Regions from separate parts of the Mus musculus genome. Here region 2 is linked to region 1. The links are chromatin loops, found by intact Hi-C in ENCODE. Cell type or tissue: left cerebral cortex. All regions are shown on one strand.

Region 1 (8,000 bases):
CACCCCCTGATTTCTGACAAATATAAAAACATACACATTGAAGGAAAAGGCAGCATCTTCAGTGAATGGTTTTGAGAAACTTGATATGCAGATGAATAAAGAGCTACTCAAACTATAAAGGCCTCAATATAAGACCAGAAACTCTGAAATTCCTAGAGGTAAAAGAAGGAAAACATTTCAAAATATAGGCATAAGCTAATTTAACTCTTTTTCTGCCGAGTGGTCTGGGGTATCTCCTGAATCGAGTGCAGGCTTGTTAGATGTGATCTTATAATTTAACCAGTTATAATTATTCATATTAGAAAAACATATATGAAAGAACAGCAGAGCCTTCCATAGGCTTCTAAAGGGCATCAAGTGGCCAGCTGGGCTGCTGTGACCTGCCCAGAGACTTATTCCTGCTTTTGTCTAACCTAGGTATCTCATACCCAGCCACAAACTTCTTATTGGTTTTTCTCAGCACTGCAAATTATGCTGGTTTAACCCTTAATTTTCCTAGTAACTCCAGCTTCTGTTCTCACCGGATCATCTACTAGCAGCTTCAAGTTTTCACCCTGGGCCCCTTTCTCGAAATAATAATAACTCCTGCCTCAATATGACTACTGGTGTCTGCCCCCAAGGACTCCTAGCCAACCTATCTGAGAGACTCTTGCACACCAATGTCTATTGCAGCACTATTTACAACAGATAAGTTATGGAGACTGCCTAGGTATCCTACAAGAGAAGAACAGATAAAGGCAATGTGGTGTAAGTTGACTAGTCAATATGAATGGTCATTCTAAAAACACATACAAGTTCTACACACTGAGCGGGTTATACTTAAGAGTATTGTGTATGTACATATATGCATCTAACAACAATTAATGAAAAAGAGTTCTTGAATTTAAAAGAGAACAAGGAGGGGGAGTTTATGAGGATTTGGAATGAAGAATTATATTATATCGTATCATATTATTTTATTGTATTATAACCTCAAAAGAAAATGGATACAACTGGAGATAACCTTATTGTGGGAATAAGACTGTCTCAGAGAGACAAATATCGTATGCTTTTGCTTCGTTTTATTCTGCTTCTGTTTTTTAACATATATGAGTACTTTTACCTGTATGTATGTCTGTGCTCCAAGTGTATGCCTGGTGCCCAAAGAGGCCAAAAGAGGGTTGTTGGAGCCCTAAAACTGTAATTACATATAGTTAGCTGCTAGCCTCTGTGTGGGTGCTGGGAATTGCACTCAGGTCTTCTCAAGAGCAGCAAGTGCTATTAACCTCGGAGACATCTATCCAACATATTTATCACGTGTTTTATCCCATATGTAATTACTAAATGTTGTAGAGCTATGTAAAAGCATGTATGTTTATAGGACATTAAAGCAGAAGTCAGACTGTCCAGAGGGATAAAGAGGACTAATAGGAGAGGTGGAAAAAGGGTGATAATAGTTTCCATGGGGAGGATATGCCCAACATATTGTATATACTTGTATGAAAATTATATACATATCAATAAAATTACAACACATAGTAACAAGTAAAAAGAAATGTAAAAACGTAATAAATCTTAGGGAGGTGGAAGTGCAGCGTTAGCAGTTGGAGACAAGCACTTTCAGCTAGCTGAGGGTGTAGCTCACTGATAAGAGAGTCTAATCAATACACTGAAAGTGTTGATCTGGTTGCCTGGAAAGAGCATGGTCATGATCTGTGACAAGGACAAACCAAGGCAAGCCAGACAAGTAGCTTAGAAACTATGCCAACTAGTAAGTAACATACCACTGCTGCCACCACTATATTGGCAAAAAACCAATATAGAATTTAGGAATGCTATAATAGTGACATTAATTTTTAAAGAAAGAAGAAAAGAAAAATCACAGATAGAGAAAAATTGAAACCATAAAAAGGGCTGGAGAGTTGTCTCAGCAGACAGGAGAACTAGCTGCTCTTCAAGAGGACCTGGGTTTGAGTCCCTGCACCCACATGGCAGGATACAACTGTAACTCTAGTCCCTGGAAACCCAATGTCCTCTTCTGTCCTCCTAGATTACCAAGAATGCACATGGTACACAGACATCATTACTTTAGGTACACAACACTAACACACATAAAATAATGAAATAAATAAATCTAAGAAAAATTATGAGGAGAAAAAGGAGGGATCAGAATTAAGATAAAGACAGATGAAAATGGAATGGATAGAAAGGTGTAGTGTAGTACTGTACCTTAGTATTATATATGTTTGTGTGTATAGTATATAACATATATATATATATACACATACATACATATACATACATACATACATATATATATATATACATATATATATATATATACACAAATATATAGTATATATATCCATTATATAATACTGTGCATATGTGATATATATATGCATATGCATAAAAATATTTCTGTTTTCCAGATACATGTGCACATGCATATATATAGCCATTATATAATACTGTACATATGTGATATATATATCACATATGCACATGTGTCTGAAAGACAGAAATATTAAAAAAAAATCCCCAGTCATTTATTCTTTTGTTAACATTATTTTCTTACTTAAAAAATTAGTATAGAAACAGTTTTCCTTATGTCATTTTCTCTTCCTTCCTTCCTTCCTTCCTTCCTTCCTTCCTTCCTTCCTTCCTCCCTCCCTCCCTCCCTTCCTCCCTCCCTTCCTTCCTTCTTTCCTCCCTTCCTTTATTTCTTTGTTTCAACAGGATTTCTCTGTATAGCCCTCTGCCTGTGCCTATTTTATGATTAAAGGTGTGAGCTACTGCCCAGCTTCATGTTCTTCCTTCCTTCCTTCCTTCCTTCCTTCCTTCCTTCCTTCCTTCCTTCCTTTCTTTCTTTCTTTCTTTCTTTCTTTCTTTCTTTCTTTCTTTCTTTCTTTCTTTCTTTCTTTCTTTCTTTCTTTCTTTCCTCCTCTCTTCCTCTCTTTCTCTCTTTCCTTCTTTCTAAAAGCTAGTGTAGTGATGTATGCCTTCTAAGCCAACACTTGGAAGGCAGAGACAGGTAGATCTCCTCTGAGGCCATCCTGATCTACATTATGAGTTCTAGGACATGCAAGTGATACAAAGTGATACCATGCCAGAAAAAAAAATCAATATGTACTTACTTATTTTATTTAATTTATTTTTTGTTTTGTTTTGTTTTTTTCCAGACAGGGTTTCTCTGTGTAGCTCTGGCTGTCCTGGAACTCACTCTGAAGACCAGGCTGGCCTTGAACTCAAAAATCTGCCTGCCTCTGCCTCCCAAGTGCTGGGACTAAAGGCATGCCCCACCACTGCCTGGTTACTTATTTTATTTTATGTGTATGTCTGTTTCTGAGTGTAGGTATGCACATGAGGTACATGCAGGAGTCCTCAGCAGTCAGAAGAGTAAATCGGGTTCCATGGAACTGGAGTAGCAGGCAGTTGTAAGTCTCCATGGAGATGTTGGGAACTAACCCTGGGTTTTCTGCAAAAGCAATGAATTCTCTTAAGGCAACTGCCCTGCCCACTCATGACATTTCAGGCTCACTTCCTTCTGGCCGGTTCTCTCTTTTTTCTCTGCTCTTTCCACTGCTGTTCTTCACCATCCCCCATTCTCTCACAAGGCTCTTGCCCGTTTCCCCTTTCCACTTCTCGTCTTTAAAGCGTTTCCCCTAGCATTTCCTTCCTCTTCCAGTTTCTTGACATATAAACTACCCACTACTCTACAAAGAGGAGCAGTGAGGCATACGAGATAGAATCTGCTGTATCTTCTTCCTGTGTCCGGATTGCCTCACGTATAGATTTTCTACTTCTATCTGCCACAGTGTGAATTTCATCATTTCAGTTTGGGGCTAAACAAAATGTCAGTGTGTTCATGCACCACATTTCCTGAGTGATCCTTGCTGTAATTTATTATTATTATTATTATTATTATTATTATATACTAGCTTTTTGGGCTGAATATCTGTTGAGCTAGTCTGCTAGCAAACTGGACAAGGGAGGACGGATATTTTGCTCTCTAAGTCCGTGGCACAGAGCTGGTTGCCAAGCAGCTTCTGAATACCCCTGACACTTTCACCTCAAAAGTGCCGCAATTCTTTGTCACTGGACAACAATGACCAGTCCTGACCTACCCAAGTGAAGACAGTTGCCCTGTGGAATAATTCTCTTCTCTGAGTATACACTTGACCCTGCAGGATGACATGGCTTAAACCAAGCACTGAATACTTGCTGAATGAGAGAAGGAAAGAGATGCTTCACGCAGCTGTGTGTTGCAGATTCCCGAACACGTTTTTAAAGGTGTTAGATGACCTTTTTACATAAAAGGCAGGGAGAGAGGTGAGAGAGAATATGCCAGGAGAAACTAACCAGGCAGTTTTTATTTTTCAGTCTTGTATTAAATCCACCAGGTTGTACTCTGGATAGGAAGACAGTGCAGTGCTAGGGAGAGGTACAGCAGTGAGCTTTACTGGGGGGGGGGGGTGGTACGACAGGGATAAGCTTGAGGCTAGCCCGTCAGGTCCTGATTGGTTGTTGGATGGAGCATTTCCAATTAAAGGCATGGGAGCATGCTTTCTGATGTGACCTGGTGCAGAGTTATGAATGCAGAAGACAAACCATTAGGCTTGTCTTTCCAGGAATGATGTGCCCATTGGAGAAATTGACACCTATCACCTTCTTAAGAACGTTGTTGATAGATTGAAACAAAATGGTGTCATCAGTGTTAAGCTCTATCAGGAGGGAGACTTGTAGGGAAGAGTCAGTGCCTCTGTCGGGTGAGTCAGCTATTTCTTTGGTGTCTGATGCTATGTCAGGAACTGAGGAGAATGGCCTATGGAGGGTTCAGGGTCTACCTCTCCTCTGCTCCTTGCACCATGGTGCACTGTGGCTATCCATGTTCTTGTTGGAGACTCTACTTCCGTCATCCTTTCTTCCTTGTGCTCCCTTTTTCTTCTTTCTGCCACTCTAGTGAAAGGAAGGAAGGACCCCTCTTCCATGCCTTGGCTGGGTATCTGATTTCAGTTGTCCTTTATTCTGCTTGAGAAGTTCCAAGGTCGGTCTGTCTGATTTTAGCCAGGATGACAGATATTCAGAGAGAGTTGGCTCTCTGGCTGCCCACTTGCTGTGGAACAGAGGAGAATGCCAGGACCCCGAGCTGAGCAGTCCCACAGGAAGATGTCCATAACGATAGATTTGGAGCTTGCAGGCTGGTTCTCCTCTGTTCTTGGTATATTCCTCTTCCATCTGGATTACAGAGACTTTCTGCTGGGTACATTAGAGTGGTATGTGCCTTGGGTATTTGGCCAAGCTGGGGCCACATTGGTGAGCTCTTTCTGAGCAAGTTCCTGGCCACCAGGACTCTCTTGCCACTTCACAGACACAAGAACCAAAGGGAAAAGTCAGACTCTCCCACCCAGACATTAATAGATGATGAAAAACAGAGAGTAAGGAGTGAAAAAAAGGTAAAGAGATGATTGGAAAGAAAGATCCTTATGTACTACCAAGTACCATGTACTACCAATGGAGAAAACGAGATACTGAGAACTGTTTCAATGCAGATAAACTACAGCTCTATTCATAACATCTGCAGGAGCCCTTCCCATCTCATAGATGATGATGGGAATGCTAATCAGAAAATTCAATATATGGGCCTATGTGGGTTATTCTTACTCAAACTACCACAGTAACTAAGACAATATTATGTTAAAATTTCTAAAGTATTCATTTGCTGCTAGATGAAGCTTCTCAGAAGACAGTTATGCTAGGCTCCTGTCTGCAAGAATAGCAGAGTACTGTTAGTAGTGTCAGAGTATCTGGTTTCTCACATGGTATGGGTCTCAAGTTGGGGTGGTCATTGGTTGGCTGTTCCCTCAGTCTCTGCTCCATCATGGTCCCTAAACATCTTGTAAACAAGACAAATTTTGGGTTGAAGATATTATGGGTGAATGTCCCCTTCTTCATCTGAAAGTCCTGCCTGGGCTACAGGAGGTGGCCACTTCAGTCTCTGTTATACAACTCTGGTAGGTATCTCAGCTAGGGTTCCCCCTTAGACTCTATCTTAGTTAGGTTTTACTGCTGTGAACAGACACCATGACCAAGACAACTCTTATAAGGATAAATTTGAATTGAGGATGGCTTACAGGTTCAGAGGTTCAGTCCATTATCATCAAGGCGGGAGCTTGGCAGCATCAAGGTCGGCATGGTGCAGGAGGAGCTGAGAGTTTTACATCTTAACCTGAAGGCTGCTAGTGGAAGACTGGCTTCCAGGCAGCTAGGACAAAGGTGTTAAATCCTACTCCCACAATGGCACACCTACTCCAACAAGGCTACATTACCTAATAGTGCCACTCCCTGCGCCAAGCATATATAAACTATCACAGACTCCCTGTATCCTCGGCTGTTCCAGGCCTCTAGCTAGTCACCAGAGATGCCCCTGCCTTCCATTTTCATTCTGAACCCTCTCTTGCCTCCCACATACCTTAGTGCCATCCCCACCCCCTTCCTCTTCTCCTCTTTCACCAAGTTCCCTCTCTCCATCTTCCTCCAAAGACTACTTAGTTTCCCTTCTGAGTGAGATTCACCCATTCTCCCTCAAGACCTCCTTACTTTCAAGTTACTTTGGTTCTGTGGATTGAAACATGGTTGAACTGCACTTTATGACTAATGTTCATTTACAAGTGAGTACCTACCACATATGCCTATCTGGCTTTGGGTTACCTCACTCAGGATGATATTCTCAAGTTCCATCCATTTGCCTGCAAAATTCACGATGTCTTTGTTTTTAATAGCTGAATAGTATTCCATTGTATAGATGTACCCCATTTTTTTTATCCATTCTTCAGTTGAGGGACATCTAGGTTGTTTCTAGTTTCTGGCTATTATGAAGCTGCTATGAACATAGTTGAGCAAGTGTCTTTGTGGGATGGTGGAACATCATTTGGGTATATGGCCAGGAGTGGTATAGCTGGGCCTTGAGGTAGAACTATTTCCAGTATTCTTAGAAACTGCCAAATTGATTTTCAAAGTGGTTATGCAAGTTTGCACTCCCACCAGTAATGGAAGTGTTCCCCTTGCCAGCATGTGCTATCATTTAAGTATTTGATCTTATCCATTCTGACTGGTATAAGAGATAATCTCAGGGTCCTTTTGATTTGCATTTTCCTGATGACTGAGGATGCAGAAAAATTCTTTACTTCTTGGCCATTTGAGATTCCTCTGCCGAGAATTCTCTTTTTAGCTCTGTACCTCATTTTTAAATTGGGTTATTTGAATTGTTGGTTTCTAATTTATTTTTAAAATTAATTAATTAATGAATTCACTTTACATCCCAGTTGCTATCCTCTTCCTGATTCCCTCTCATACAGTCCTTTCCCTCCCCTCTCCCCTTCTCCTCTGAGAGGGTGGAGGCCCCCTCTGGGCATCCCTCCTCCCAGGCACATCAAGTCTTTACAGGACTAGGCACATCCTCTCTTACTGAGACCAGACATGGCAAGCCCAGTTAGGGTAACATATTCCATAGATAGACAACAGCTTTAGGGACCAGCTTTTGCACACACTCTAGTTGTTGGAGGACCCACATGAAGACCAAACTGCACATCTGCTATATATGTGCAGGGGGCCTAGGTCCAGTATGCTCTTTGGTTGGTGGTTCAGTCCCTTAGAGCTCACAAGTTTCCAGGTTAGTTGACTCTGTTGGTCTTCCTGTGGAGTTTTTAATCCCCTTCAGGGCCCTCAATTCTTCCCCCAACTCTTCTATAAGAGTACCTGAACTCCTTTCAATGTTTGACTGTATGTCTCTGCATCTGTATTAGTCAGCTGCTGGGTGGAGTCTCTCAGAGGACAGTGATGCTAGGCTTCTGCCTACAAGCATAACAAAATATTGTTAATAGTTTAAGGGATTAGTGCTTTCCCATGGGATATATCTTAAGTTGGACCAGTCATCGGTTGGCCATTCCTTCCATAAATTCTAGGTTGAAAGTTTTGTGGGTGAGTTGCTGTCCTTATCTCTCTACTGGGAGTTTTGCCTG
Region 2 (8,000 bases), 860 kb after region 1:
AGAAAGCAGAAGAGAAGTGGAGGAAGAGAAGGGGGAGGATGGAGAGAGAAGGAAAAGGAGGAAAACAAAGACTAAAACAGGACAATAAATTGCTTTAGAGCCTACACAGGGTCTATCTTAAATATAGTTTCACAGCCAGACATTGTGACTTCTTTATATATTGTATCTATGTAAGATCTATACATATCCCACATGAATAGTTTGATGGGGTTAGCGAGACATTTGAATAGGTAAAACACATGTGACACAGGCCTGATACCCTGAGCTTGATTCCTGGAACCCAAGTGGAAATAGAGAATTGACCCCAGTATGACCTTGCAACATCCCCAACCCTACTCCCACACCTTTTCTACACACACATACATGCAAACACACACACACACACACACACACACACACACACACACACACACCAAGCTACTACTGCTACTACTAATAACAATTTTTACAAAGAAACCATTTTTTATTTTGCATCCACATCTATAATTCAATGCTAATAAGCAGCATATTTCAAGAAAGTACAAGTTGTTTTGTTGTTGGTTTTTTAAAAATCTATTTGTTATTCTTTAAAACAGGGCTTCAATTTCAGGCAATTAAAGTTATTTCCTAAATTTTTATTTTTTGGCCTTTGATAGATTCTTAGAAAACATTATTTTAATGTATTTTTATTTACTAGACCAAGCAATGGTCAAGTTATTCTTTCTAGTGGCACAGGAGTCATTCATAGCCTGTGATCATGTTGCTCAGTACATTAAACTGTAGTAAGAGTATATACTTCAAAAGGCATGGCATCCCAACAGAGAGTGATCTACCTCTCGTGAGGGAGTATGCCTTGCCCCTTCAATGAATCCATCTTTCTCTTGTTCAGGTGGTTTCCAAGAAGTCCTCCACAGTTAGAGTTTACCAGAGACTGAACCATTGTAGATGCACAATGATGAAATTACAGTCTCTAAAATTATGATCTAATAAACCCTTTTCTTGCTTTTTAAGGTGTCTGGCTTCAGAAACTTTGTTATAGCAAGGTGGAAAAAACATACCATTCTTCACATTCTATTATTCTATGGATGAGGACTCACAGAGAGCTCTTTTCTGACTGCCTTTACAGTTTTATTCCCTGTATGCCTCTGCCAGTTTGTCATTTTTTATTGACAGAACAAAAAGAAGAGAAACATCCTCTCTGTATTCCACATCAGTGACACTGTACATGTCCGATGAGTAGGGCAGTACTCACCACTCATCTTTAAAACATTCTGCTTCCCTAAGACTATGCTATTCCCTAGCCACATGAGCTTGTTATTACAGGTTAGAGCCAAGGAATTCTGACTGTACTTGCCAAGGCACATTTCTAGCACACATCAAACACTCCCTCAGCTCAGACCATGCTTGTTCCTCCACTTAACATTCTGTTGGTAAGCTCTCATTTTCCCAGCCCCTCACCTTTCTATCCTTCTCTGGGATGAACACTGTCTATGTTCATTCTCTGAAAGCTCACAGAGACACAATGGCTACTGATGTCCTGAAAGAAAAACTCACTTATTTCTGCCCCAAATTCAGTGTGTACTTGGGGGTGATGGAATTAAGTAATCTTCTATGGCCCAACCTATTTTGGCCTTTACTTGTAGCAGAAGACTTAGGAGAGCCCAGAAATGTTTTAAAATTTCTCCTGCAATTAGAAACACAAAGCAGAGATGCACGCTTATGTATGCAAGTAAATATTAATATATCCACCTTTATATCAACACAGGCATTAAACACTCTATATAGTGTTTAATAAAACATTTAATTATTAAATAATTAAACAATTAACTAAACAATTTATAATTATAATATTTATAAAGCATTAAACATTATACACACACACAAACTTTGACTTATGATAAAGTTGTCCTTTAAACTGAAAACAATTGTAATTTACCTAGGTCACTGAACATCACAGCTGAGCCTTAAGTAATCTTAGAAAAAAATGTCTTATTTAAATTTTCGAGAAACTACACAACACCAAGCCAATAGTGAAAACTGTTGAATAGCACATGTAGTTTATTAAAAACTTGGCTGGAAACGGGAACACCAATTGTGCTAGTAACCATGAGTTCTTGTTAAAGGGTGATGTCTGTAAATGCCTACCATCTTGGCTCTGAGGTGATAGAGATATCATGAGTGTTGCCATCGTCTCAAGGACAATGTAAATGTATGTACACATTTGGTAGAAGAAGGATGGATGACAGTAGAAATATCTCAATCCCATTGCAGCTATGGAACAGATTGATTGCTCATTTTCCAACCATGAAGAACTAACTGGTGCTTCATTTTCTATATTTTAATTTAAATGTATGAGAAAGAAATGGAATTTTACCTTATATAACAAAACTATAGGTTGAGATTTACTAACAGCTTCCCAAAACTTTAACCTTTTAAGTAGCCAAGGTGTAGAGGCAGGTTCTGACCTCAATTCATGACCAAAGTCAGATTTGTCAAATACACCAAGCACTGCATAGTGTAGTCCAATTTAATACTGGAGACTAGAGACCTTTGTTTCATCTTAAAATATGAATCTAGAAAGTTGCCATGACAAAACCTAGCATGATTTGTGCACCATAAGCTTGTCTCTGCTTCTTTCAGTGAGGTTCATCCCTGAATCAGCTTGGTCTCTTTATTCACAAACTGTCTACATCCAAAGCAACTTTGACGTCACAAAAGTGGAATTCATCGCTGGCATTTGTGCCATGCAGCTGTCACCATTGACAGTTCTCTCTTTTATAAGATGAGGTTATTACAAATTCCTGTATGAATGCATGAATGTGTGCAATGTGAATATGTATGGCCATGCATGAAAAGTTAATATTAAAATATAAAAAAGTATGATACGCCCCTTTCACAAGATTCCCATTGACCTTTAAGGCTCTCATTAAGAAATACTTTGATGTAATGAATCTACTATACAGCGTATGTGGGGAAATTGGCACAGTATTAAATTTTCATGCACATTGCCCCTTAAGAAGGAAGGCAAACATGGGAAATGATCCAGCTGGTAATGGAATTAATCTGATTAACACATCACAAAAAATATGGCCTCATTAAAGTAGAAATTGAATATGGTATCCACACAGACACACCTACACACGCACGCACGCGCGTGCACACACACACACACACACACAAACACACACACGCACTTTACTTTTGTATAATATATAGTTTATGTTGTATTATTTTATGTGGGGGCTGTTATTAGGGATACAACCCATGAGTCTGATCACTCTGTACCACTAAGCAACATCCTCAAACATGCAACTGTGTTTATTATATATGTGTATTGTGCACACAGTATATAAGTCCATGTCAATAATTTGTATTTGAAGCCAAACCTAATGAAAATCAACATTGTGAGTAATGTGTTAAGTCTGTAATGGGTTAAGTCTAACACAGAAGACTATAATGCTTTATAATGTGCCATCTCCTGGTCAATAGTAGAAGTGCAACTCCAGAGTTCTTAGGCTTCATCTGTAACTTGCAGCTGTACTGTTTGCAGAGATTAATATTACTGAATTGTTGTTTTGTACCAAATGGTCAGACTCAAATTCAGCTGAGCTACAGACAAATCTGCCACTCTCCACATGTGTAAAATGACAGGTGAAATCTCCTACTAAATGGGAGGAACATTGAACCCTGTATGAACAAATATGACCCTAAGTCTTGGCACTGGCGCCTGTTCCCACCAATCTGCACACATTTCCCATCAGCCCCTTTGTTTCTGATTTATTTCCCATGAACCTAAATCACACACATTTTACGATAACCATTATTGTCTCGGCACTCCAACCTTGCTGCTTATGCCCATTAAATTATGGGTTCACATTGCAGCTCTTTATTAATTTTGTAACCTTAAATTTACTAACTTCTCTAATACTTAACATCTTAATCTATAAAGTAAGGACTCCATGAGGCACTGAAGAAGCACTAAGTACAGGAACACCAGAGAAATTCAGAGGAAAATTATTACATGGCAAAACCAAAACTTTGCTGTTTAAGAAGTCTTTCTTGACTCTTAGCACTGCCACAATCACACCAGTAGGACTCAGGAAACTGGAGACATGAAAATCACACCCCTGTTCAAGCCCCTTGGTTAATATTAGGGCAGCATCCGTACCTATAGAGGGGGACATTACAATCATTGGCAGTTTTGTAAAACAGGCCACACGTGAAAAGACACGTCTTTACTAATATATGGCAATTTTCTTTGGCAATAGAAATAGAGTTAAATAATCAGTATGGAAAGGATCTCCTGCCATTTTTAATAGGCATGGTAGAAAATACTTTTGAAAGGTCTATATTTATTTCTTCCTTTATTAGCTATACTCTTTAGGCATTTTAGTTTATTATTTTATTTCATGTTTTTGAGGAAAATAAAAAAAAGCAGGACAATAGAATGATGCAAATTCAACGTAGAGTCAACCTTTAAAGGGGCCTAAGCACATGAGCACAGCCTCACTGTGATTTGAATTTACCATTAGCTCAAAGACTGGCTTTAAAAGTGATCAGTTTCAGCCCTGTGTGCCTCAGCTTCCTTACCTATCATAGAGGGCAGCATCGGGAACCACCTCAGAGATCAACTTTGAGGATTAGCCTGGTTGAGCATAATCACTACATAAACTATATTATCATAATATTTTATTTCTGCACAAAAGGAGAGAATGAACACTGCAAACAAAAAGGACGATAAGAAACAAAGGTTAAAAAGGATTTCGCCTACTATTTAACTCAGCAAATTCCTGCAGAAAATTTATTTTCCCCACCATGAAAAGCAGTTGTGACTATGACTATGACACAACGAGATCTTGCTCGGTAGGGTAAAATCACAAGTGCCTGATTCGAACTTTCAGATGTCTCGTGTCAAGAAGACACAAGCACAGGGTTCCGCTGCACGTGCGGGACTTGGGTATTGCTGCCTCCATACTGCCGATTGTGCTGATGCAGCTAGTCATGCCTGAGTTAGAGCTCACCCTTTTCTACGCATCTCAGTGATTTACCTCACCCTTGCCCTTACTTTCTAGCGTGCCCCTTGGATCCATGTAAATCAGTTCACAGCATTTAACTTACCTAATCTTTTTCCTCTTTGGAGAACAGCATATGAGCCACCGAAAATGCTTCATGCAACTGGACTGATAAAAGCCTCTTGGTGTGAGATAACCTACTCACTAATTAAATACATTCATACACAATAAACAGTGTGACTTTTGCCACAGACTACCAAAGTGCCCTGATTTGAAAGGCAATTTCCCCTTTATTTAATGCCAATGAACTCAAAGAGTTCCAAGCTCTATGGTCTCCAACACTGAAGCTGTGATTTCTAGATTTTCATATTCACAGGAGGCTTCTCATTGAGATGGAAATCCACTGCCCTCTCCTCAGAGAACTGGCCTGATATGCTCAACACAGGAGCTCGGATCTGTCCCTTTCAGATTCACCCCAGGAGATGCTCATTCTCACACAGGAAGAGTGTATTTTGAGAAACATTCATCAGAGCACACATACATTTTCTGAAAAAGGAAAGATGAAATTGCCTGAAAATTTCTGGATTTCTTTATTAGGAAAGCTTCATTTTGTCCTGTCTTCAAACTAACATATTTCTTTGACTTATTTTTAAAATGTTTTAATGTCACACATCCTCCCATCTCATGAGAACATGTTGTTTCAGCATTCTCATTAGGGGTATACTTTTAAAGTAGATATGTGTTTTGCTTGTGGAGAAGGTACTAGGTTCCCTGAGACTGGAGTTACGAAGGGCTGTAAGCTGCCATATGGGTGTTGGGAATTGAGCCTAAGCCCTCTGGAAGATCATCGAGTGTTCTTAACTATTGAGTGATCTCTCCAGCTCCCATTAGTAGGTTATTAGAATACTTTTATTTGTTTATGTGTGCCTTTTGTGGAGATTTGATTCTATAAGTAGCATCACGACTTCATTGGTAGAGTATCAGAACAACAGACTGAGGTCCAAATACTATCCATCTGGAAGAAGGTGGACTAATTATTTAAATTCACTCAAAGTCTAGATTATCCTATGTATACAGCATGCATAACGTGAATATTGCTAAACCATGAGGGTTGAGTCACAGAAAGTAAGCACTTGGAACACCTCCAGAGGTTTGCTTGATCCTCAGTCACGCTGGTTGGACCCGTAGCCCACAATTCTCAATTCTATAAAGTAAACAGCTAAAATAAAGATCTGTGCGGAACATTAAAAAGCAAGAATTCAATATATTTCTATAACGTTCCAAACTAGAGTGTCAGGAAAAGAGCAATTTCCCCCACTTTTCTTGTGAACTTACTTGTCAAATGAGCTCACATTTCCCTCTGTGGAAGAAAGAAAAAGAGCTAGACTCTCAATAATAACCGGCTCTTTCAACCATATCTGCCTTTTGCCAACATGTCACTTCAATTTTTCACACATCTTCTTGTTTCTTTTGTAATTCAGAGATTTTTTTTCCCATTTCCTACCCAATGCCAAAGGCTTAGTTACTGCAAAGATCAGCAATGAATGATCTTCAGCATACAAAAAGAGCAACTTGTGTATGTCTACTGCAGAAAGACCACTGTTTGTAAACTTTTCTTTTGATTCAAACTTCTCTTTCCCATGCACATAGCATTATAATAGCTCTTCTGTGCAAGGCTTCTCGGACCATTTGATAAGACTCAGACAGGGCCTTGCCTCTAGAAAACTACTTAGTAGAAACAGTCCAGGGTTCTCACTGTGTCTAGACTTGTCTATATGTTTGCTTTTCCTCAGAGATGATGTATTCCTGTGGGTCTGCCATTATCAGGTGACCTTTAACAATGACCTCTCCTCAAAGCTATTGATGTGACATTATAAGAATATACTTTTAATAAAACATTTTTTTTATTTTAACTACTTTGACAACAGAATTTGGAGGTTTTAGACCTAAACTGGATCATATAACACTGCTTTCTTTTTCTTTGAGGATAACAATAGATATTTAAATTAGTATTTCCAAATGGGCCTAGTTAAGATGATAAAGAACTGGTCCCTGTACTATACTCCAAATAGTTTTCTTCACAGATAAGGAAGAAATGTCCTCATAGTCCATGGTAGGCTTGAACTTCAAAACTTCTTTCCCACTAAGATTGGCTTTCTTGTCTATACTAGAAGGCTGTTATTAAAGATCACTTTCTAAAATGCAAGAACACTTTGGTAGACAAGCCTTGCCAAAACCTTCTAATCATGTAATAATGGCGGTTGTGTGTTGAGCTTTACTTCTCTCAGCTGGACACTATGATTTGCATATATTATCATAACAAATCCTCTTGACAACTTTATGAGAGGGGCATTGTTATTACCTTTCCATGGATCAGAGAAAGGTGGAGAAGACATGTTAATTGCCTTTCTAAATCCCCATGATTCATGTGGTTGGAGGCATCCCTTGAATACTACTTTATACTGATTTTGTAATTTTTGAATTTAATTCCATGCAATAGGGCAAACATTATGGTTCCTTTTACCATCAACTCCACCATTAATGAGTGAGTGCTTCTCCACCCTAGGAGGATGCCTTAAGTAAGATTCTGAGCATTAGGAATTCTCACCCTCACCTTGGCTGGAGAATGGTACAGTCCCCATAGGAGGCATGAAGAAAATCTTCATTAATCCTTACTGACATCTTACTTAGTTGGACTACAGAGGCCTGGTGTAGCAGTGTATCAAGTCCTTACATGATTTTCTAAGCAAGAGATGTAGAACTGGAAAGAAGGTAAAGGTGGGAACTGAGTGCCCATAATCTTTAGTTATTTGATTATCAACGCTGATGAGAATCTTGAGTCCAATATTTTCTTTTTAGGAGCTCTCTCATGTGCAGTCTGCCTAACAGATATGTTTATTTCACATTCCTATCAAAGCCCTCCACCATTTCTTCCCCCTGAGCACAATATTAACATAAATTAGACTATAATTCTGTCATTTGGTCCGTACTGGGTCAAGAATTTAGAAG

Evidence for each region. Peaks named below come from ENCODE experiments on the same cell type or tissue, not always from the same donor. Only the 100,000 strongest peaks of a DNase experiment are listed, where the experiment ranks them.
Region 2: it touches region 1 in a loop (7-fold over the local background); 18 of 42 quality-filtered maps call a loop at or near these places.

The regions. Positions count from the first base shown.
Region 1 is chr7:55,702,584-55,710,583 of GRCm38, reverse strand. No RefSeq gene overlaps it. Among named protein-coding and RNA genes, the nearest start is that of Gm26482, 4.4 kb to the right of the region's middle. In left cerebral cortex, no CTCF peak of the experiment used is centred here; a DNase peak (open chromatin) is centred at 3,507.
Region 2 is chr7:54,841,532-54,849,531 of GRCm38, reverse strand. The region is part of intron 1 of Luzp2 (leucine zipper protein 2); the gene reads right to left. Among named protein-coding and RNA genes, the nearest start is that of Luzp2, 10 kb to the right of the region's middle. In left cerebral cortex, a CTCF peak has its summit at 3,453 (motif pointing left); DNase peaks (open chromatin) are centred at 1,273, 3,495 and 5,418.